Regions from separate parts of the Homo sapiens genome. Here regions 1, 3 and 4 are each linked to region 2. Evidence: chromatin loops called from intact Hi-C (ENCODE). Cell type or tissue: PC-9. All regions are shown on one strand. Links, peaks and the distances in the headings refer to the core of each region. The heading gives the core; the rest is flanking DNA. Region 1 overlaps CAB39 (calcium binding protein 39). Region 2 overlaps LOC124907996 (formin-like protein 16). Region 3 overlaps CAB39 (calcium binding protein 39). Region 4 has its middle 83 kb from the start of LINC01907.

Region 1 (6,022 bases), core at 660-5,659, 100 kb before region 2:
GTTGTGTGGTTTTGAGTGGCAGAAACCATCTCTTTAGACATACTTTCTAGAACCTTACACAGGCACAGTCTGGTGAGGCTACCTTCTTTTATTCTAGAACATTGGAAACATTTTTGGCTTTCTAATGCCCCTCTCCATCTCCTTAATTCCTCAAAAAAGAAAAAAAAATTTACAAATATTTGGCCATCTGGTTTACTATCTGAGCATCCATTTATTCAAGCTATGAATTTTGGACATATTTAGAGCATTTTTTTTTTTTTAAACAGAGTCCCACTCCGTCGCCCAGGGTGGAGTGCAGTGGAGTGATCTCGGCTCACTGCAACCTCTGCCTCCCAGGTTCAAGGGATTCTTATGCCTCAGCCTCCTGAGTAGCTGAGACTATAGGCGCATGTCACCACAACTAATTTTTTGTATTTTCAGTAGAGACGGGGTTTCATCATGTTGGCCAGGCTGGTCTCAAACTCCTGACCTCAGGTGATCCACCCACCTCAGCCTCCCAAAGTGGTGGGATTACAGGCGTGAGCCACCATGCCTGGCCTAGAGCAGTTCTAATTTCCTTTAAAGACTCAGCACCTGTTCCAGGGCTATGGATGAGCCACATGTTTGGAAATTTTTGTGTGCAGAGCACGTTTTCTGGGAGGGCGCTCTTGCCACATTCTCAAAGGAAAGCATGAACCATAGATCTATTCTTCTTTTCCATTATAAGAATATGCTCTGCAAACAGGAGACTAGCAGCAAGACAGGAGAGGAGCAGCAACGTGTCCCTCCTTGTCAGCGCCTCTGGTGTGCAGCTGTAAGGCTGTTCCTGCTGGTCTTCCTTTCTTCCCTGACTGGAGTTTCTTTCAGGGAGGAGTAGGAAGGTGACTTCCACCTGTCTGCTAGTTTAGCTACCCTGAAATTATGATGGGAGGTCTGTCCTCTCTTTCACATGTTGTCTTGGCTGTAGACTCTGCTTAATTTTGTTTCTTGGAGAACCCTCTTTTGGGGGGCCTCTCCTCTCAGCTCCTTCCTTTCCATGCAATAAGGAGCACCTGAGATGCACAGTCCAGGCCAGCTCCCCAGTGCTCTCTCTTCCAGAGCTCACCCTTAGGACACTACCTTGTTTTATGAAGCTTCCTCTTTATCAAGTAGGGGTGACCTGCCTGGCTGCCCAGTCTCCCTCTCTGGCCACCATGACCTGATAGGGCTGCTTTACCCATAGCGATCCATCACTGCCATTTTCTCCTTGGTGAGAATTATCAAAAGAAGTAACCCTAACTGAAATGAAATTATCAGCCAGGCCAGACGAGACTCACTGCAAATCCCATTTCCAGCACATAGTCAGTACATCTCTCTCACCTCTGAGCCACCTTTGCCATCTGTGCCAGAAGCATGTCAACCACATCCTGACGGGGTCAGGGGTCTTGCTGCATTCTCCCACACCACTGCTGCTCAATCCTCTTCCTTCACCCTCATGTGGCCAGAGTACTGCCACCCTCAGGCTCCTGGCTGTCCTTCCACACAGGGGAATCTCTCTTTGACACATGGTGCTGCTACACCGCCCTTCATGGCAGGTCTGCTACTTCTGAATGGGACATACCCTTCCACCGATGCATTATAAGCATGAGTCCTAGCCCACCAACTGTGGTGACACCTAAGACATCATATTGATCACTCTATGTTATAATCTCAAATTCATTTTGTTTTGCTTTGTACACCTACATACAAATATCTGGGTCCTCACCTGAGGCTTTCAACTCCCTCTTTAAGAGTTTTGGGAAATAAATTCCTGGGGAGCTCTCATACTATGACCTGATTCTCATTCAATAAATCCCTGGGGGCCTTATGACCTGATTCTCATTCAAGGTAAAACCCTAATGATCAGGTCCCCAGGTTTCATCCTATCTTTAGGGCATTCATTCACTCTGAGGTGGGACATATTTCACCCAGAGACCAAAGTGTGTGCTCATTATTTCAGGGGCTTTTCATAATCATGAAAATGAACCCTCAGAAGAAAGGTGGCCACTTCTCACTGTGATAGTGTTCATGGTTTCTGAGCATGGTCGTCTGCATATCAGTATGCTAAATACTGGTGTGTATATATGTATTTTCTTTGGGCTGTGTGTGTGTGTGCGTGTATACATTTTTTTTTTTTTTGAGATGGAGTTTCGCTTTTGTTGCCCAGGCTGGAGTGCAATGGTGTGATTCTCGGGTTACCACAACCTCCGTCTCCTGGGTTCAAGCGATTCTCCTGCCTCAGCCTCCCGAGTAGCTGTGATTACAGGCATGCGCCACTACGCCCGGCTGATTTTATATTTTTAGTAGAGACGGGGTTTCTCCATGTTGGTGAGGCTGGTCTCGAACTCCCGACCTCAGGTCATCCGCCCGCCTCAGCCTCTTAAAGTGCTGGGATTACAGGCACGAGCCACTGCGCCTGGCAAGTATTGGTTTATATTAAAACAGTTCTAAATATTTATTCATAAGGTTAGGCAATTTATATAAGGGAATGTAACCTACAAACGCTTGCTCTCATTGTAAAAGACTCCTGCTTTATTCATAGATTGTAAACAGCATAGAACCTTGTAACTCAAAACAAGAATCTGCACGTTGTACAGTGCTGTCACATCATGTATGTATTTAATTTATACAAATATACACCAAGGGAGGAAAGGTAGATGGGGGAGCGGGGAAGATACATTATGATTTGAATAGTGTGGGTGATTCTGTCCACGCTCTACATTTAATCGACATGATCCAGTGTGAGCAGAGATGGGAGAGGTGAATCCACTGTTTCCTCGGGCCTGTCCACAATGTGAGTATCTCTGTCCTGAATGTGGTCCTAATATTTCATGAAGTGTATATTCCAAATTAACATAAACCTGAACAGAAGCCAACTACTTCATCTGGTGCTTAACCAAAGAAACTGCTACACAATGTTTCAAACACAGGAGAAAACCTGGTTGTTACATATGCTGTACAGTATACCATACTTAATTATAATTTAACAGCAAAGTAGAATTTTGACCACACAGGACTTTTGTCTTTTAGATAGACTTTAGAATCTAACTTTTCCACCCTTTTAAAGCTGTGACTTTACTGCATATACCTCTATCACACAAACATATACAAAATGTATCTTTCTCTTCCCACTAGAGGGCAGCCACGTGTAGATTTAGGAGGGCAATGAAGGTTTAGAAAAACAGCACACCTCTGACTTTCAAGGATATTTAGAATTCTACAGTTTTTGTTACCTTGAATGTGGCAAATGCATCTGAAGCTATGTCAAATGTTGACATTTCGACATATCTGAAGAAATCATAAAACTGTTCCGACCACAAAATGATTTTTGCAAGTGGTTCATGTCTGATGCATTCTCTTAACATTATTCCACAATTTAGAGCTATTTCTGGAGATTCATACCTGCAAAAACAAAAAACCAAACAAACAAACCAAACATGATTGCTTTTTCAAAACTCCAACACTGAACAGTTCAAACTTTCAGGCCAAAGACAGTTTTCAGACATGTATCCTAACTAAATGACCATCGCAGATTACAGAAGGTATTTCAGTCGGAGCAGAGCATGTGCTCAGGTAAACTGACTCCAGAGTGCAAACACACACTGGTTGGTGATGACCGCCTTAAACCAAAGAAAAATAGCCATACGAGTGACTGTGTGACTAAAGGTTCATTATTTAAGCTGAAAGATTTCAAGAGAAGTATTTCGGGTCATACCACTCCATACAGGGGTTAGCTTTTACAGATGGTGCTCTTGACACTCAGAAAAACCAAAAGCTAAATCAAAAAACAGAAAACAAAATATTTCCCCAAATTCAGAATATCTAAATAGGTCTACAAACATATAGAATTTATACCTTGTTGTTTCAATTCAATACTCAAGATAGTACTTGGAGACTCTCAGCCACATGTAAACACTACCAAGCTGATAAGCCTCCTCCTGAGGACTTCACAAAGTGTCCCCATCAGAGAGCCCAGGGGCCACAGAGCAGGCAGACCCCCCTCATCAGCTCTCTGCACACAGCCTTCCCTATGCTCATCTCCATGTCTCTGGCTTCTTCCTTCCCCGCCATTAGAGAGACACCTCTCAGCCAAGCAAGAGGCATTTCCCCTTCAGATGTGCACAAGCCCTCTGACTGGACTCTTCCGCCCCCTCAAACACATCGCTCTCTTCTACTTCCTCTCAAGCTGCATGCACTGGCTTTCTTTCCACCTCACATTCTCCTCTAGTCATATTCCATTTCCCAACACACTAGTGAAATAACGGGCCAGCAAAGATTCCCTCTTGGCTAAATAGAGTCTTCTACTCAAGTGTCCTGACAGTGCTGTAAAAAACCAAAATAAAACCTTTCATGTTCTCCTTTCTATCTCTCTGACTGTTCCCATTTCTTGCCTGGCTGAGGTCTTCACCTGTTGCCTACAGCCTGCTAATGAAAGCCCATACAATCTCATGGCTCCCACCATGACTACTAACCCCACCTCCATGTCTACTCCTGAATTAGTTAGGCATTTTCTGTTGCCTCTGGACAACTTCCGTTAAAGGGCTACCATAAACTCAACGTGTCTCAAATCAAATCTCATCCCCCTCCATAAAATCACCCCCACCCCCCTGCTTCCTCATTTCTATAATTTGGCATCATTATTTTGTTTCAGTTACCCAGTTCTAAACCAGGTCTAACAGAAATTTCCATGTTCTGTATCTGTGCTGTTCATTATGGTGAGATTGGCCACATATAGCTACTGAGCACCTGAAATTTGTCTAGTGTGACTGTGGGGTTGAATCATAAATATTATTTAATTTCAATTAATTACATGTGGTTAGTAGCTACTATATTGGACAGCCCAGTTCTAAACCTTTCCTTCTTTACTCCAAATCTTCCCAACTTCAATGTCAGGCTTCAAAAGCCTTCAAAGGCTTTTAAAAATATTTTTCTGATTATCTTAGTTTCATTTCCTTTTATTCATTCCCACTGCTACATTAATTCATACCTGGACAATTGGAAATGATTCCTAGCCAGCACCTTTGTTCAAGCTCTGTCATAATAAATCTACCCAACACACAAGTGTATCAACAGCATTTCCAGCTTGGGAGCTTAAAATGATTTCTTCTAGCTAATCAAATAAAGACAAACTTCTGGACTTAACTATCCAGTCTTCCTCTTATTAGATCTCCTGTTCTAGCACAATGTCACCTCCCAACCTGCCACACAACTTTCAAATTCTCTCCTTATTGCTGCCAATCATGTTATGTTCATTCCTGCCCCTGTACCTTTGTTCCCAGTCATATGCCATTAGGATGCCTTCTCTCTTTTCTGCCTGTGTAAATTCTAAACTACTAGGAACTCCCATCTTAAGTCCTATTCCTTTTATCAACCCTTGCCTTATTAACCCAAACCACATTTTATCCTCTGAAATCCTGTAGTACTCATTTGTTATCTAGTAGTGGTGTCCTCTTACACATCACAGATCCTCAACAAGATAAAACCACACTCCTTGGCATCAGTGGAGGCATGCAGCTAGAATGCTGACCGGCTCTTACTTGATGGAAATATCTGCTCACAAAATGGCTGATCATACAATTCATCTTTGCTGAGCTTTAGAAGGCAGGAAAGACAAGGGTAAGACAGTTTGGTACAAGTTGAACAGGTTTTGATGGAGGCTTGTCAAGCTTGTCTAAACGATTAAACCATAAACCAGTAAATACAAGGCAAACAGTTATGCTGTATAACCTGTGAGCACTAGAGTGAACAGCATACTAACATGTAAATTGCCAGTAAAAAAAAAATCGCCTCCAAATGTAGTCTAACACTAGCAATACGACTTCAAATGCATGCTAGTATTAGCAGCATGGCCCCGCAAATAAATATCTAACAGAAGTACTCACAGCCTAAGAAGATAATCACACTGTATGGAAGCAGTCTAAATTAATTAACAAAAGTACAAAAATCTTAAAATGCAGTTCACAGCGCTCCTTCAAGAAACAGCTGTTTCCAGGTCTGGCAGGACTCGTACAAAATGAGCAAGATG
Region 2 (6,022 bases), core at 454-5,453:
ATGCTCATTTAATCAGAAATCACCTGATACATTAAAGTAACTAGGATTGACTTTATGGAGCCAATGCTTGCCAGCCCTCTGACTTACAGAGTTGTCAGCCTTACACGTAAGTTAGGAAGGTCACTTCCTTGCAAGCCCGTGAACTGTAGGATATTGAGGGGTCCTTGAGAAGAGAGGAATTTGCTCATATTTATAGGTACCAGAAGTAATTTGGATGTCAAGTTCTTGGTGTGGCTTCCTAGTCTCAAGAGGCTTTCAAACGTCCAATCTGAGATACCTTATTAAAGCTTCCAGCAAAGCAAGTTTAAGGAGGCCTATCTGCTAAAGTACCATTCTTGCTGCTCCTGTGTAAATAGTGAGACTATACCTAATAAGGCCAGCCTTATTTTGTGATGATGAAAAATTTTTCTTTGAGATTATCTTTGTCAAAAGACAGGTGTCTAAAATGAGAAATTTTATGTTTCAATATGTAGCACACCCTTCTGGTTATCAGACTCCAGCCCTGTGCATTGCCTTTGAGTCTTCTTGGACCTCTTTACACACTGCAGGTAGCTGATGACTATGCAAACTCTGTCTTGTCTGATGAGATTTAATTGGCTGCCTTTCCCTACTCCTCATAGAAAAACCAGTTTGGGAACCTACCTTTAAATTTGATTAGATCCTGTTGCCTTGCCCAAATTGTCAATCCTTACCAGGTTTTCAATTTCTCCAGTTTTCTTCAATATCTGACTACAGTCCTCCAAACTAACTTTCACATTTTTTCTTCCTCAAGCCTGAATTGGCATCACCAAGAATTAACACCCGACTGCCCAAATCCCTGTCAGGACTGTGGGTTGCCTTGCAGCTGGCCTTTTCTCCCAGAATCTGAAGGAGTTCTACAAGCTGAGGCTTAGCGATTTGGCATAAACCTTGAAAGACTCAGCCCTTCAGGATACCATGAATTCTCCCTGGACAAGCTGCTGCCTGGACCACTAAGGAAGCCCAGCAAAATGCTCAGGCCATGTATGCCCTTTCGTGACAAGTGCCAAGATTGTGGACAATATCACAAGACATTGACAGCTTTAAGAAACTCAAAAACTGGTGCTGGAAGATTTTCTTCTGCTAACCTCTTGGAATTCACTGAACCAGCTAATTCTCAGATTCAACTACTGGCTTTTACTTTAATGTAACTTTTATATTATTATTTCGTTATTTTAGACATCCCTCTTTATATATATATATTTTTACTTTTTATTATTTTTTTTCGAGATGGAGTCTTGCTCTGTCGCCCAGGCTGGAGTGCAGTGGTGTGATCTCGGCCCACTGTAGCCTCTGCCTCCTGGGTTCAAACAATTCTCCTGCCTCAGCCTCCTGAGTAGCTGGGACTACAGTCGCCCTCCACCATACCCGGCTAATTTTTGTATTTTTCGTAGAGACAGGATTTCACCATGCTTAGACATCCCTCTTTTAAGATGCCTGAGGGGTAGAGGGCTGGGGGAGGGATAGCATTAGGAGAAATACCTAATGTAATTAGGGTTGATGGGTGCAGCAAACCAACATGGACCGTGTATACTTGTGTAACAAACCTGCACGTTGTGCACATATACCCTAGAACTTAAAGTATAATAATGAAAAAAAAAAAACAGATGCCTGTTCTCCTGGACCCTAAAACAACTCACCTCTTAACAGATGGTTGAACTGGTTTCACGGGAACAGCACCAACAAGAATGTAAGAGAGTCTGTTCATTAGGCCCTGCTTCACCCCACTCAGGCAGTGCCTGCATTCTTCAGTCTGAATTCTTCAGTGATCGGGAATATTCATCTTGAACAAGAGCTGGGACTGACAATATTAAACTTTTTTTTTTTTTTTTTTAGATAGAATCTTACTCTGCTGCCCAGGCTGGAGTGCAGTGGCACGATCTTATGATCGTAGCTCCCTGCAGCCTCTGCCTCACAGGTTCAAGCAATTCTCCTGCTTCAGCCTCCCGAGTAGCTGGGATTACAGGCGTGTGCCGCCACACCCGGCTAATTTTTGTATTTTTTTAGTAGAGACGGGATTTCACCATGTTGGCCAGGCTGGTCTTTGAACTCTTGACCTCAAGTGATGCGCCCACCTCGGCCTCCCAAAGTGCTGGGATTACAGGCATGAGCCACCATACTTGGCAAGTATTGAACTTTATCTGAGCACTGTACAACTTCAGCAGTGATGATTAAGAAATGTCTCTACCTTTCTGTGTTTCAGAAATGGCAAAGCAGATGACCGCAAAAGGCCACACTGCCCTCCCAGTTTCTTCCAGAAGACTGGTCTTCATCCTGCCTCATGACTCCCATAGACTCCAGGGTGCCTCCCTCTTTTTTTTTTTGAGACAGAGTCTGGCTCTGTCATCCAGGCTGGAGTGCAGTGGCGCAATCTCAGCTCACTGCAACCTCTGCCTCCTGGGTTCAAGCGATTCTCCTGCCTCAGCCTCCGCAGTAGCTGGGACTACAGGCATGCACCACCATGCCTAGCTAATTTTTTTTTTTTTGTATTTTTAGTAGAGACGAGGTTTCACCATGTTGGCCAGGCTAGTTTCAAACTCCTGACCTTAGGTGATCTGCCCACTTCGGCCTCCCAAAGTGCTGGGATTACAGGCATGAGCCACCGCGCCTGGCCAATGCCTCCCTCTTTTACCTTCGTCTGCAAAATCCCAGGCCCCCTTCCTTTTCTTTGAGATGTCCCTCATTAATGAGCATTCTCTTCATGGCACTAGCTTGAATAAAACCATCTCCTTAATCGTCAAGTGAATTTCGTCTGTCACAGTGCCAGCGACGAACTCTCATAAGGGCAGCCAGCACTTCGCCCCTGACTGTCCTGCTGGAGTGACAACCATCTGTGCTGAGCCTCTTTGCAGTCCTCCTGTGGCTCATCCCTCGGACAGCCGCCCTTTCAACATCTCAGGTATGAGCAAGTTCAGAGAAGGAAGTGTGGCCCTAGACACCTCAGGCAGTGGTGCAGTTGTGGAGGGGAAACTCCCACATTCTGTCTTGAGTGAAATAGAAAGGAATTGGTCTGAGATGCTTCTGAGCTGAGACAGTGGTAAACACACCCAGGTATGCCTTTATCGGAAGGAGGAAATAATATCCAGGCAGCTTAGGTCCCACCCTGGACAGGCATTGGGCAGAAGCCAGGCCAAGGCAGAACTGGACTGGAGCAGGTGCCACTCAGGTCTTGGAGCTGGCTTAGTGACCAGTATGAAGGCCAAGGGTAAGCCTGGAAGTTAAAAGTGCCAAGGGGAGGCTGGGCGTGGTGGCTCACGCCTGTAATCCCAGCATTTTGGGAGATTGAGAAGGGTGGATCACCTGAGGTCAGAAGTTTGAGACCAGCCTGACCAACATGGTGAAACCTGGTCTCTACTAAAAATACAAAATTAGCCAGGCATGGTGGTGCACACCTGTAATCTCCACTACTTGGGAGGCTGAGGCAGGAGAATCACTTGAACCTGGGAGGTGGAGGTTGCAGTGAGCCAAGATCACGCCATTGTACTCCAGCCTGGGCAACAGGAGCGAAATTCTGTCTCAAAAAACAAAACAAAACAAAACAAACAAACAAACAAACAAAAAAAAACTGCCAAGGGGAAGCCCTACAATCTGGGGAGGGGGAGGCCAAAAAAATAAAAGGCATGCACATTTTTAATCAATCTGACCTCATCTCATTCCCCTTCTTGGTGGGGGCACAGGACAGGCAGTGATGGCTCCACTGGGTTGAGTGTGTAGTCAGGGGTGTTTGAAGGCAGCAAGCAACAGGACTTGCCATCTCTGCAACTTCACAGGAATCGAAAGGTGCTCTTCCTGATTTCAGCAAGGTCATGTGACAAAAAGGGTGAGGAGACCCAGATGATGTCTCCATTCTGTAATCATCTCTTTGGCTGCCTGAGGCTCCACCATCCATAGTTGATTTTCCTTTGATGTGTCAGATACCTGCTTCAGCTTGATAAAACAAGCATGTCGGTGGCGAGGTCCCGCGGGCTAGTGATAACCGGGGAACCCCTGAGAATTCTTAGGGACTTTGGGTATTCTCTGTGATGTTCCCAGGCCTTGCCCAGTGCCTGTACAGAGGAGGCAATTCATGGTGCTTGAGAATCTGTACTTACTGCAGAAAGTGTGTTCTGGGTCATATAAAGAATAACAAAGTAAGCCGGGCATGGTGGCTCACACCTGTAATACCAGCACTTTGGGAGGCCGAGGTGGGCACAGCACTTGAGGCCAGGAGTTCAAGACCAGTCTGGGCAACATGGCAAAACCCCGTCTCTACTAAAAATACAAAAATTAGCCAGGCGTGTTGGTGCCTGCCTGTAATCCCAGCTACTCAGAGGCTGAGGCATGAGAATTGCTTGAACTTGGGAAGTGGAGGTTGCAGTGAGCCAAGACCATGCCACTGCACTCTAGCCTGGGTGACAGAGTGCGACTCTATCTAAAAAAAAATAATAATAATAACAAAGTAGAAAGACTCATCAGAAGCAAGATAGGAGAATGAGTTATGCTGACTGTATGGCATGTAGCCAGGGGAGATGTTAAAATTATTCAGTAAGTATAACTATACAGGCACCAACTAAATACAGTGGATTCCAGCTGAAAATCAGTCTTGTGTGTAGCGGTGGTAGGATGCCTCTGAGGACTGGCCCACTTATTGTTTTTTGTTTTGAGATGAAGTCTTGCTCTGTTTCCCAGGCTGGAGTGCAGTGGTTCACTGCAACCTCTGCCTCCCGGGTTCAAGTGATTCTCCTGCCTCAGCCTCCTAAGTAGCTGGGACTGCAGGTGCCCGCCACCACACGGGGCTAATTTTTGCATTTTTGTAGAGGCAGGGCTTTACCATGTTGGCCAGACTGGTCTCAAACTCCTGACGTCAAGTGATTTACCTGCCTCGGCCTACCAAAGTGCTAGGATTACAGGTGTGAATCCTAGCACTGCGTCTGGCCACACTTTCAACAAAGATGGGGGATAGAGAGGTAGACTGACATACATTAGGCTTTGTACTATGTCTCCAGAATTGGGATGCAAACTGTGGCCAGTGGGTAGTTCGTGGATTTAGGACTCAACCTTGATGAACAGAGCTATGATGGCTGGAAGTGGGGCTCTGGTACAAGAAATGGTGTGGATTGTCTTGTTTATGTCATCCATAGCACCAGCATTTCAAGGGACCAAGAATATTACAGAGTCCAGTTTTTCAGAGGCTCTGGCATCAGAAATGAGTAAAGAAGTCTTCATTGTCTTCCTAGGCCTGACCTTGACCTGAGTATGTCTTGCCAGAAGATCTGACATCTGCGTCCCTCTACGTTGATGTCATGGCAGAATGCACACCCGTATTCTGGCTTTTTCCCCAAGGAACATGCTGGAGGGGTCAAAATGGCAGAGCTAGCCCCCTGCCCCGTTCTCTGCACTTTTGGAATCCCTGCAGAATGGGTGGGAGACCTTGTCTAGGGACGGCTGTGGTAGGCATTGGCTTGCAGCTGGTATCTGGTTATGCTGGTGGATTTTAAGATTGCTCAGTGATAACTGTTTCACGATGGAGAATCTTCTTCAAGTCAGGGTGGTCTTGGCTGACTCCTGTTATTTGGGCTTGTATAACAAGGTTTTAACCAAGTGGTTGCCTAGAACCTGGTTGTTTGAAAATTCCAATCGTTCAAAGTTAAGTGCCTACTCTAAGTGGCCAAGACTAAGTTTTCCTGGCTCAAAGTGGTGTCAAGCTGCAGTGGCCGTTCCTCAGGGACCTCTGATGCCAAGTTTCATCTCTCTAAGCCTTAAAGCCTATTTTTATGTAATTCATGTGCTTGGAGATGACTTTGAACAGGACTGGTCTTTTAAAAATAAGCAGAAGAACAAAAGTCCTCTAGCAATATCATGGCCCTATATGCATGGCTGAGAGGTTCCCAAGTCGGCAGACAGCTCCATGTCCAACTACCTAAGTGAGGATGAAACCAAAGTCTTCCAGTTAGGGGGGCCAGGAGCAGTGGGGTGTCCAGCAAGGGTTGCAAGGAGTAGTCAAGGACCTCTGTGGTTATGCTCT
Region 3 (6,022 bases), core at 302-5,301, 87 kb before region 2:
CTTTGGATTGCAGGGGGCCTAATGGGGATGCATTCTCCACATCACACCTAGAATTATCTTTTCATAACATAAATATGACTAAGACATTGCTGTTGCTTAAAATGCTTCATACATTATTGATGAATGGCTGAAAATCAGCATTCCTGATCACAGGGTTTAAAATTCAGATTACAAATGGATGTAGAGAAATGTGATGTTATCATACCATGAAGTCAAGGGATTCCTTAAAAGTGTTTAATTGAGGCAGGCCACAGTGGCTCATGCCTGTAATCCCAGCACTTTGGGAGGCCAAGGCAGATGGATGGCTTGAGCTCAGGAGTTCGAGACCAGCCTGAAAAACATGGTGAGAGACCCTATCTCTCCTAAAAATACAAAAAATTAGCTGGGCATAGTGGTGCATGCCTATGGTCCCAGCTACTTGGGAGGCTGAGGTGGGAGGATTGCTTGAGCCTGGGGGGTGGGGGTGGGGAGTGGTGCAGAGGTTGAACTGAGCCGAGATGGTGCCACTGCACTTCATCCACTGCCTGGATGGCAGAGCGAGAGCAAGACCCTGTCTCAAAACAAACAAAACAAAACAAAACAAAACAAAACAAAACAAAACTAGACAAGAACAGACTTCCCTCTAAGAACGGGCAACGAAATAAATCACCTGAGATGTGAAAAAATAACTGCAGTTCAAAGGAAGGGAGCCAGCTAAAGAATTACAAGCAGATGTCTTCCTAACAAAGAGTTACAGCACTGAACAAGGAAAGAGACTGGCTGAGTGATTCAATGCTGGCCATTTCACTTAATGAGCATATGTCCAGAGCTTGGGTCTCAGTGTGCACACACAGCTCATAGTGTGGACAAGTCCCCAAGCTGAGCCCAATGAAAGCCAACTACTGCATCTGGTGCTCCACTAAAGAAAGAGCAGTCTGGGCCGGGCGCAGTGGCTCACGCCTGTAATCCCAACACCTTGGAGGCCGAGGCGGGCGAATCACGAGGTCAGGAGATCGAGACCATCCTGGCTAACATGGTGAAACCCCGTCTCTACTAAAAACAAAAACAAAAACAAAAACAAAAAATTAGCCAGGCGTGGTGGTCAGCGCCTGTAGTGCCAGCTACTCAGGAGGCTGAGGCAGGAGAATGGCGTGAACCCAGGAGGCGGAGCTTGCAGTGAGCCACCACTGCACTCCAGCCTGGGCGACAGAGAGGGAGACTCCCTTCTTCTCAAAAAAAAAAAAAAAAAAAGAAAGAAAGAAAGAAAGAAAGAAACAGCAGTCTGTTTCAATGTTGGAGGAAATACTTGCGGTGTTGGAAATCTTGAGTCACAGTACGGCCACACTGTTTACTGCTCTGTATGGACAATTAAAGGGTTTTCAAAGGTTAAGTTTGGTTGTGATTTGCCTTGTGCTCAATTTACAACGTAATTCCCTATGGTCTCACAGAGAAAATACTCTGGGAGAATACACATCAAACTCAGTATGGTCGTCTACCTGTGGGGTGGAGTAAGAAGAGTATTTGCTCCATTTCAGACTTGCTTGAATATTTTTTCTCACAATTCACATTCTACTTTTATTTAAAAAAGAAAAAAAAAGATGAGGTAAATTATATAGATCAAAATGATCATTATGTTGGTACTCATTGATTTCTTCTTCCATTTCTCCTTTTTCAGCCCTCCCCACGAGACATCCCCCCTCCCACATTTTAAAGATTTCTAACAAATAACCAAATAACCATGGACAATTATAAGCTGATTAAACAAAAAGCTTGAAAAATATATCCAAATATTACCAAAAGATGATCAGAAAATTTTAATAAGTGTTTCACAAGAGAAGGCAATTTAGCAAGTATTTACTAACTGAAGATGACACACACACAACAGATAAACTTGGTTGTGGCCGGGAGTGGTGGCTCATGCCTGTAATCCTAGCACTTTCAGAGGCCGAGCCGGGCGGACCACCTGAGGTCAGGAGTTCGAGACCAACCTGGCCAACTTGGTGAAACCCCGTCTCTACTAAAAAATGCAAAAATTAGCTGGGTGCAGTGGCATGAGCCTGTAGCCCTGGCTACTTGGGAGGCTGAGTCACGAGACTATCTTGAACCTTGGAGACAGAGGTTGCAGTGAGCCGAGATTGAGCCACTGCACTCCAGCCTGGGTGACAGAGCGAGACTGTGTTTCAAGAAGGAAAAAAACAAAACAAAACACAAAACCTTGGTTGTTCTTGTTTAGTTTTGACTTGGTTCCCTTCATAGCAGCTTGCATTAGGGACTATGCCTAGGGCCCCACCTCTGGCCTGCAGGCATTGTGTCAATATATTCTCTGCCCTTGTAACCACATCCTTCTCATCTCCTACCACCCCATTGGTCCCCTCACACCTACTGAGTAAGGTATTCACACTTACAGCTCCTCCAAACACTGTATCCTTTTCAAGCTGCTGAATCATCATGTCACCTAATCCACTGAACCCTTAATGACCACATTCCAGGTCCTGCCAAGCCTGCACATTTCAGTGCCACTCATGCGAGCAGCTCAAGGTCTCTTGGCTCCCCTACATAATCTTAAATGTGCTTTATTCAAATCTTTCTCTACTTGAGCTCCCAAATTTCTGAGCACTGTAGAAAAAGTGATGGAACTTGTGCACATTCGGTTCACCAATACACCATGTCATTCGACTTCAAAGCAGCTCAGAAACAATCCTTTAAACCGGGCTGATTTCCAACCAGTAACTCCCAGCAGCACATATTTCAAGACGGCTCCACTTTCCTCAAGAGCCATTAGTCTCTCTTTACTCCTTTATCTGAACATCTAGCTTCACTCCTCCTATATTAACATAAGACTTTCTAATTAAAACATTCTCAACTTCTTCACTACATCTTGATGTATTTCTGCATCCTATCTCAAACTTGTCAACACACTCAGAATCACCTGAGAAACTTTTAGAAGAGATGCTCAGTTCCCCCGAGATAATTTTTTTTTTTTTGAGATCAGGTCCAGCTCTGTTGCCCAGGTGGAATGCCGTGGTGCAATTATGTCTCACTGCAGCCTTGACCTCCCAGGCTCAAGTGATCCTCCCACCTCAGCCTCCCGAGTAGCTGGGACTACAGGTACACACCACCATGTCTGACCACGTTTTAAATTTTCTGTAGCAATGGGGTCTCATTATGTTGGTCAGGCTGGTCTCAAACTCCTGAGCTCGAGTTATCAGCCCCCTCAGCCTCTCAAAGTGTTGGGATTACAGGCATGAGCCACTGAGCCTGGCTCCAAGATACTTATTAATGACAAAAGGAAAAATAGTAATTTTCCAGTAGACACCACCTTAACCAAATGATGTTACTGACCATCATCAGTAATGAGACTATTGACATCACTGCCTCCTGAACTGATGCAATGAAAAGGGTACTTCACTTCTGTGGTATTCTTGCAAATGCATAATCGACATTGAATCATGAAGAAACATCAGGCAAACCTAAATCAAGGGACACTCTATAAAATAGCTGACTAGTATTTCTCAGAAGTACCAAGGGTCATAAAAGTCATAAGAAAGACTGAGGAACTGTTTCAGATTAAAGGAGACCTAGGGAGATGTTACGACTCCTTACATGTAACGTGTGATCCTGAATTAGATTTTGGTTCAGAAAAAGGACATGAGTAGGACAACTGATGAAACTTGAAAAAGGCCTGTGCATTAGTTAATAGTATTATACCAATGTTATTTTTTGGATTTTGATCATTGCCCTGTGGTTATAAAAGACGTTAACATTTAGGGAGGCTGGGTGAAAGGCACTCTTCTAAACCATTCTGTAAGTCTGATAAGTTCATCAATAATCTTTTTGCCTTTTCTTCACAGGTAAGGGGCATCCTACTTAGTTCCAAGGCTGATGGCTCTCTCTGTGCACTGGAGAAAGGGCTCCCAAACAAAAAGGAGGTTAGCTTTGACTCAGGTACCCCCTGTGCAATTGTGCCAGTTCTGTGGCCTCATGGAAACCTGTTGGGTCTTACTGGACCATCCGATAATTAAGGGAACTGGACCAGATGACCCCTAAGACCCATTCCATTTCTTTAAGATCTCAAACTCCAAATAAAGGTCTTCAATTCTCTTTTGCCCTGTCATCTACATTCCTTCTCTCACCCTGGACATCTCTGTCTCTACTCAAGCTAACATAAAAGCCTGAATGCTCACACTCCTTCTTTCCACTCTTAAGAGCTCCTGCATCCAGGAAGACTCTCCTCCCTCCCATGACTCTCTCCTCCTCTGATGCCTACAGCAGCTGTGACCTTATTTCAGTTGCTGACCTTGTAAGTGCTATAACCTTTCACACATACCTCTCATCTCCCTAACACATTCAAGGGCTTTGGAAAGCGCTTATGATGGCAATTTACACATGGAATGACCTGATGATTTTGTTAACTGACTGAATTGTCTGGGAAGTTTCCTCAGTTGAACATGGTGTTCCAAGACACAGATGCTACATTTCTATGTACCAGTTAGCCTCATATTACTTTTCATGGGCAGACTGCTTTATTAAAAGTAGCCAACTGTTTTATAGATCATGGTCAAGAAGAAAGGCATAAGAGAACAGCCCCCCTTTATAACAAGCCCACTCACTTGCCTAGAAAGAGATGCGGATCATCCCTTACTGCTGACTCGTCTGGGAGGGAGGTACAGAGTTTTGTTTCAGTTCTTAGCTGTTTCCTTATGGCTTCTGAGAAGTGCTTCATCCTGTGTGGCTGTACAGAGCAGCCGTATGTGGTGGGAGTGTGGAGGCTCCAAAAGAGCACAGCACAGAGGAAAGGGTCTGGGGCTTGGCAAAGCTTCTCAGATCAAGGCTCTGAGTTGAGAGGTGAAGTCCCTATGTCCCATGGGGCCAGGCATATTAATTCTAAACTATGGAGCCTGACTTCCACATATGATCAAATGATAACAACTTCATCTTTAATTACATTTAATAATTTTTTAAAGTTAAAATATTTAAGTGTTAGGATCAACTTAAGTAGTAACCAGTATCCCAAAGTTCACACCTAATGCTCACCTCACTAATAACAGTATCAGAAACTAAACTTTCCCTCCCAGGGTGAGGACATAGGTAACTATAGTCACGCACCACATAACGTCTTGGTCAACAGCAGACCACAGAGACAACTGTGGTCCCACAGATACAATACCATATTTTTGCTGTACCTTTTCTATGTTTAGATAAACAAATACTTGCCATTGTGTTCCAACTGCCTACAGTATTCGCTATAGTAACAAGCTACACAGATTTGTAGCCTAGGAGCAACAGGCTGGAAGAAATCGCCTAATGATGCATTTTTTGGAATGTATCCCTGTTGTTAAGTAACGTGTAACAGGACTTCAAATTTTTAAGGATAGAGTCCATAATAACCTCTTCAAGTAGCACTAAGGCTATGAGATTTTTCACTGCCTGCTTTCCCATTAAAAAATAAAACAGGGTGGGAAAATAAGCAATTAGTAAGCTAAACATTAGTACAAATGGCCTTTTCAGAGATCACCAAAACCTCAGGAGGTTTCGTATTAACTCTCTTGACTTAAATCCAATATTCCCACGGTACCTATCAGTGCACTATTTTACTGTCACTAGAGGCAATTGCTGATAAAAAGTAGTGATACAAAAGTACAATTTCAGAAGACTCGAGAAGACAGCTCACATACCCATTAGTGCTTCTATGCAATGTCCTTGAAGTACTCACAGCCCTTACCAACACTCCTCCTCTGGACTCAAGCACTCAGTAGATCCAAACCGGCCTTACGTTAGGAAACAAGGTGACAAGAAGGCTACTTCCACATGAAGGGACAGGACTTTACTTGGTGAGATACAAGACTGGGCTGCCCTCTTCACTGTCCCCAATTTTTAGTAGTTAGTAGCAATTCTAACCTCAATATAGAAAGCACACTTAAAGACAAACATAGTAACATGCTGAAGTATACAAATGGCTAAGTCAGACATTAAAAACCTTACAAAAGATTCTATTTCATAGTAATAGTAACAATCTTAAAAGGATAAAATATTCTTCCTTCTT
Region 4 (6,022 bases), core at 616-5,615, 77 kb after region 2:
TCATATTTCTTGGAGGCTTTATTCGTTTGTCTTCACTCATTTTTCTCTAATCTTGTCTTCTTGCTTTATTTCATTAATTTGATCTTCAATCACTGATATCCTTTCTTCCATTTGATCGAATCAGCTATTGAAGCTTGTGCATGCATCACGAAGTTCTCGTGCCATGGTTTTCAGCTCCATCAGGTCATTTAAGGTATTCTCTAGTATTTATTCTAGTTAGCCATTCATCTAACCTTTTTTCAAGGTTTTTAGCTTCCTTGCAATGGGTTAGAACACGCTCCTTTAGCTTGGAGAAGTTTGTTATTACTGACCTTCTAAAGCCTACTTCTGTCAACTCTTCAAAATCATTCCCTGTCCAGTTTTGTTCCCTTGCTAGCGAGGAGCTGCGATCCTTTGGAGGAGAAGAGGCGCTCTGTTTTTTGGAATTTTTAGCTTTTTTGCTCTGGTTTCTCCCCATCTTTGTGGTTTTATCTACCTTTGGTCTTTGATGTTGGTGACCTACAGATGGGGTTTTGGTGTGCATGTCCTTTGTGTTGATGTTGATGCTATTTTTTTCATTTGTTAGTTTTCCTTCTAACAATCAGACCCCTCAGCTGCAGGTGTGTTGGAGTTTGCTGGAGGTCCACTCCAGGCCCTGTTTGCCTGGGTATCACCAGCAGAGGCTGCAGAACAGCAAATATTGCTGCCTGATCCTTCCTCTGGAAGCTTTGTCCCAGAGGGGCACCCGCCTGTTTGAGGTGTCTGTTGGCCCCTACTGGGAGGTGTTCCCCAGTCAGGCTACATGGGGGTCAGGGACCTAACTGAGGAGGTAGTCTGTCTGTTCTTGGTGTTCAAATGCCATGCTGTGAGAACCACTGCTTTCTTCAGAGCTGTCACACAGGGACATTTAAGCCTGCAGAAGCTGTCTGCTGCCTTTTGTTCTATTATGCCATGCCCCCGGAGGTGGAATCTATAGAGGCAGTAGGCCTTGCTGAGCTGAGGTGGGCTCCGCCCGGTTCATGTTTCCAGGCCTCTTTGTTTATACTGTGAGCTAGTCAAGCCTCAGCAATGACGGACTCCCCTCCGCTCGTCCAGCTACAGCATCGCAGGTTGATCTCACACTGTTGTGCTAGCAGTGAGCAAGGCTCTGTTGGCATGGGACCCGCTGAGCCAGGCATGGGAGGGTATCTGCTGGTTTGCCAGTTGCTAGGACTGTGGGCATAGTGCAGTATTTGGTCAGAAGTATACCATTTCTCCAGGTACAGTCTGTCATATGGCTTCCCTTGGCTAGGAAGGAGAAATCCCCCAACCCCTTGCACTTCCCAGGTGAGGCGACACCCTGCCCTGCATCAGCTCACCCTCCATGGGCTGTATCCACTGTCCAACCAGTCCCAGTGAGATGAACCAGGTACCTCAGTTGGAAATGCAGACATCAACCGTCTTCTGCATTGATCTCGCTAGGGGCTGCAGACTGGAGCTGTTGCTATTTGGCCATCTTGGAAGTGACCTTCTCTTCTCTTCTCTTCTCTTCTCTTCTCTTCTCTTCTCTTCTCTTCTCTTCTCTTCTCTTCTCTTCTCTTCTCCCCTCCCCTCCCCTCCCGTCCTCTCCCCTCCTCTCCTCTCCCCTCCCCTCCCCTCCCTTTCCTTTCTCTTTTTTTCTTTCTCTCTCTTCCTTTCCTTTCCCTTTCTTTCTTCCTTTGTTTCCCCTTCATTTCCTTCCTTCCTTCCTTACCTCCCTCCGTCCCTCCTTCCTTCCCTCCCTCCCTCCCTTCTCTTTCTCTCTCTTTCTTTCCTTTCTCTCTCTCTCTCTTCCTTCTCCTTTCCTTTCCTTTCCCTTCCCTTCTCTTCCTTCTCTTTTCTTCTCTTTCTCTTTCTTCTGGGCTTCACTCTTTTGACCAGACTGGAGTGCAGTGGCATGATCACAGCTCACTGAAACCTGCCTCCCAGCCTCAAGCAATCCTCCCACCTCAGCCTCCTGAGTAGCTGGGCCACAGTTGTGAACTGCCATGCCAAGCTAATTTTTGTATTTTTTGTAGAGACAGGGTTTTGCCATGTTGTCCAGGATGGTGTTGAGCTCCTGGACTCAAGAAATCTGCCTGCCTCGGCCTCCTAAAGTGCTGGGATTACAGGTGTGAGCCACTGCAGCCAGCCAAAAAATCTCTTCTTATAAGAAGAAAGAGTGTAAATGGGTTGAGAATGACAATTGCAAAAGGAGTCACTGGGTGTCATATTGAAATGACTTCACAGTTTGGGCTGCAAGTGTTTTGATGGTGTCTCTGGTCAATATGTCTGTCTTAGCCATGACCTGGAAAGTTCTCTAACTTAAGAGTTTAAGACAACAAGTCCAGGCGCAGTGGCTCATGTCTGTAATCCCAGCACTTTGGGAAGCTGAAGTGGGCAGATCACTTGAGGCCAGGAGTTCAAGACCATCCTGGCCAACATGGTGAAACCTTGTCTCTACTAAAAATACAAAAATTAGCTGGGCATGGTGGCAGGCACCTGTAGCTCCAGCTACTTGGGACGCTGAGGTGGGAGGATTGCTTGAACCCGGGAGGCGGAGGTTGCGGTGAGCTGAGATCACGCACTCCAGCCTGGGTGACAGAGTGAGACTCTGTCTCAAAAAAAAAAAAAAAAAAGACAACAGAAAATTAATAGATATAGGAAGCCCCAAGATGAACTTCTGATTTCTGATTCTTCTTGAGTCAAAACTCACCTGAGCAGGGCTTTGGAATAGTTACTTCTCTGGTCCCACCTGGATTTCTCTTTCATTCTGTTCCAGTTCAGCCCATTTGGTTCCAGGTGTCCTACAGAGATGCTGCCCTGCCCTGTGTAGCTGGGAACTCCCTAACTCAATGTTCAATGGCAGGAACATTTCAGTCTCTGTGCCTGCAGCTGTTCCAAGTTAAATAAAACCCTTTTTCAGCTGTGATGGAGAGTACTTTGCTCTAGTGCTTTCTGCAAAAATACTTGTTGCCAGTTATTTATAAGTTTGGAAATGAAATGATTTTTTTTTCTTTTTTCTTTTTTTTCCAGACGGAGTCTCGCTCTGTCACCCAGGCTTGAGTGCAGTGGCGCCATCTCAGCTCACTGCAACCTCCACCACCCGGGCTCAAGAGATTCTCCTGCCTCAGCGTCCTTAGTAGCTGGGATTATGGGCATGTGCCATCACGCCCGGCTAATTTTTGTGTTTTTAGTGGAGACAAAGTTTCACCATATTGGCCAGGCTGGTCTTGAACTCCTGACCTCAGATGATCCGCCCGCCTCGGTCTCCCAAAGTGCTGGGATTACAGGCGTGAGCCACCCCGCCCGGCTAAGGGAATTCCTTTCTTATGATGTGTGTTTATTACACACAAATATAAAGGGCATTAAACTTCCTGTGTAACTCCCTTAAGCTTCTTCCCTAAGGCTTGGAGATTTTCTCTTTTAGCATTTTACTCTTGTGAGCTGTTAAAGTCCCCTGGCAACTTTATGAACTGATTAAACACTCTCTTCAACTTTTCATTTCTTCTCCAAACAACAGTGAAAATGGAAATAATGGCAAAAATAGTTACCATTTATAGAGTACTTACCACAGGCCAAGAATTCTGTTCTTTTCACATACTTTTAAAAATTTATCTTTCAGAAAAATGCTATAGTTATTTATATTCTCATATAAGGAAACAAGCATGCAGAAAGTAATGTACCCTAGGCCAGGTGTGGTGACTCACACCTCTAATCCCAGCACTCTGGGAGGCCGAGGTGGGCGACTCACCTGAGGTCAGGAGTTTGAGACCAGCGTGACCAACATGGAGAAACCCCATCTCTACTAAAAATACAAAAATTAGCTGGGCGTGGTGGTGTGCACCTGTAATCCCAGCTACTTGGGAGGCTGAGGCAGGAGAATTGCTTGAACCCAGGAGGTGGATGTTGCAGTGAGCTGAGGTAGCACGATGACACTCTAGCCTGGGCAACTGAATGAGACTCCATTTCAAAAAAACAAAACAAAACAAAACAAAAACCACACACACTCACAAAAATGAAAGTAATGTGCCCTAGGCCACTCAAAGTAAATGACAGTTTTAGAAATCCAACCAATGGCTGCCTGACTCCAAGGTGCCTTGATTCTAACCTCAGTAAATTTTCAGATCTGTCTCTTCCAGGGCTCACTGCAGCCAGAATACTTTCTGAGCTGGAGCGATAGTGACCAGAGCCAAATTCACCTTCATTGTAATGAAATTAAGTCAAGGGCTAGTGTTGCCCAGTGGATGGAGGATTTCCGCCTTCAGATAGCAAGCGCTCTAATGACCTCTGTTTCACTGATCAGTGCCCATCGAGGTTGCCTCTTTAAAAATTATTTACAGGGGCCGGGCGTGGTGGCTCATGCCTGTAATCCCAGCACTTTGGGAGGCCGAGGCAGGTGGATCATGGGGTCAGGTGATTGATACCATCCTGGCTAACATGGTGAAACCATGTCTCTACTAAAAATACAAAAAAAATTAGCTGGGCATGGTGGCCGGCACCTGTAGTCCCAGCTACTCGGGAGGCTGAGGCAGGAGAATGGCATGAACCCGGGAGGCGGAGCTGGCAGTGAGCTGAGACTGCGCCACTGCACTCTAGCCTGGGTGACAGAGCGAGACTCCATCTCAAAAAAAAAAAAAAAATTATTTACAGGGGCCAGGTGCGGTGGCTCATGCCTGTAATCCTAGCACTTTGGGAGGCCGAGGCAGGCAGATCACCTGAGGTCAGGAGTTCGAGATCAGCCTGGCCAATGTAGTGAAACCCCCTTTCTACTAAAAATACGAAAAAAAATTAGCCAGTCATGGTGACTGGTGCCTGTAATCCCAGCGACTCTGGAGGCTGAGGCAGGAGAATTGCTTGAACCCAGAAGGGGGAGGTTGCAGTGAGCCGAGATCTCGCCACTGCACTCCCACCTTGGTGACAGAGTGAAACTCCATCTCAAGAAGAAAAAAAAAAATTATTTACAGGGAGGTCCAAGAGATATCCAGCATCATGGAAAGAATTTATTGCTCTGCATTAGATAGTCTCAGATGACTAATGCCAGTGAAATGGATGCATCTCATGATGATGAATTTTTTTTTTTTTTTTTTTTGAGATGGAGTCTCGCTCTGTCGCCCAGGCTGGGGTGCAGTGGCGCAAGCTCTGCTCACTGTAAGCTCTGCCTCCCAGGTTCACACCATTCTCCTGCCTCAGCCTCCCGAGTAGCTGAGTAGCTGGGACTACAGGCGTCCGCCACCATGCCCGGCTAATTTTTTGTATTTTTTAATAGAGACGGGGTTTCACAGTGTTAGCCAGGATGGTCTCAATCTCATGACCTCGTGATCCACCCACCTCAGCCTTCCAAAGTGCTGGGACTACAGGCGTGAGCCACTGCGCCCGGCCAATGATGATGATTTTTTTTAGGTGGAGCTTATTTCTTGACTTTGTAACCAAAATGTCAGAATCTTAGACTTTTCTTAAAAGATGTTTTTATTCCTCTGGTGGGTACAAGGAGCCATCTTTCCTGGTTACACTCTGCTTGTAATGAAAAGCCCTTTTCTCAAAACTTGACTAGACTCCAGATGTACCTTCTTCTTTGGGAACTTGAAAGAAATGCAAATTCTTTGGCCTCGAACCAGATGTACTGAATCTGAGACTTAGGGGGCGGGGCCCCACAATCTGTGTTTTGAGAAGCCCTCCAGGTGAGTGAGCTGTGCGCTCAAGTTTGAGAAGCACAGGGTGTAGTCACTCACACAGCTCCTCTTGCCCACTCACCCTCCCAGGCAACGTCAGCCACCCCCGAGGCTTCAGTGGCTTCCAGATCTGATCTGCAGCCCAGGCTGCCTTTCTTTTTTTTTTTTTTTTTTTGAGACGGAGTCTCACTCTGTCGCCCAGGCTGGAGTGCAATGGCACGATCTCGGCTCACTGCAACCTCCGCCTCCTGGGTTCAAGCAATTCTCCTGCCTCAGCCTCCAGAGTCGCTGGGATTACAGGCCTGTGCCACCACACCCGGCTAATTTTGTATTTTTAATAGAAACTGGGTTTCTTCATGTTGGTCAGGCTGGTC

Evidence for each region. Peaks named below come from ENCODE experiments on the same cell type or tissue, not always from the same donor. Only the 100,000 strongest peaks of a DNase experiment are listed, where the experiment ranks them.
Region 1: it touches region 2 in a loop (4-fold over the local background); 6 of 110 quality-filtered maps call a loop at or near these places.
Region 3: a loop joins it to region 2, with 5 times the contacts of the local background. A loop is called at or near these places in 5 of 110 quality-filtered maps.
Region 4: it touches region 2 in a loop (8-fold over the local background); 3 of 110 quality-filtered maps call a loop at or near these places.

What each region holds. Positions count from the first base shown.
Region 1 is chr2:230,796,106-230,802,127 of GRCh38, reverse strand. CAB39 (calcium binding protein 39) reads right to left here. Exons shown (of 9, transcript NM_016289.4): 5 at 3,231-3,399. Among named protein-coding and RNA genes, the nearest start is that of ITM2C, 66 kb to the left of the region's middle. In PC-9, for the core only: a CTCF peak has its summit at 3,125 (motif pointing right); DNase peaks (open chromatin) are centred at 3,237 and 5,477; H3K27ac peaks cover 2,299 bases.
Region 2 is chr2:230,691,446-230,697,467 of GRCh38, reverse strand. It overlaps LOC124907996 (formin-like protein 16), which reads left to right. Exons shown (of 4, transcript XM_047446832.1): 2 at 773-1,165; 3 at 2,222-2,917. It overlaps LINC01907 (long intergenic non-protein coding RNA 1907), which reads left to right. Exons shown (of 4, transcript NR_040038.1): 2 at 773-1,165; 3 at 2,222-2,917; 4 at 5,235-6,022. Among named protein-coding and RNA genes, the nearest start is that of LINC01907, 6.1 kb to the left of the region's middle. In PC-9, for the core only: no CTCF peak of the experiment used is centred there; DNase peaks (open chromatin) are centred at 607, 1,697, 2,257 and 3,037; H3K27ac peaks cover 4,484 bases.
Region 3 is chr2:230,778,022-230,784,043 of GRCh38, reverse strand. The region is part of intron 2 of CAB39 (calcium binding protein 39); the gene reads right to left. Among named protein-coding and RNA genes, the nearest start is that of CAB39, 68 kb to the right of the region's middle. In PC-9, for the core only: no CTCF peak of the experiment used is centred there; DNase peaks (open chromatin) are centred at 2,363 and 5,233; H3K4me3 peaks cover 391 bases; H3K27ac peaks cover 4,106 bases.
Region 4 is chr2:230,614,722-230,620,743 of GRCh38, reverse strand. No RefSeq gene overlaps it. Among named protein-coding and RNA genes, the nearest start is that of LINC01907, 83 kb to the left of the region's middle. RefSeq lists an enhancer at 5,439-5,558. In PC-9, for the core only: no CTCF peak of the experiment used is centred there; DNase peaks (open chromatin) are centred at 3,353 and 3,671; H3K27ac peaks cover 2,284 bases.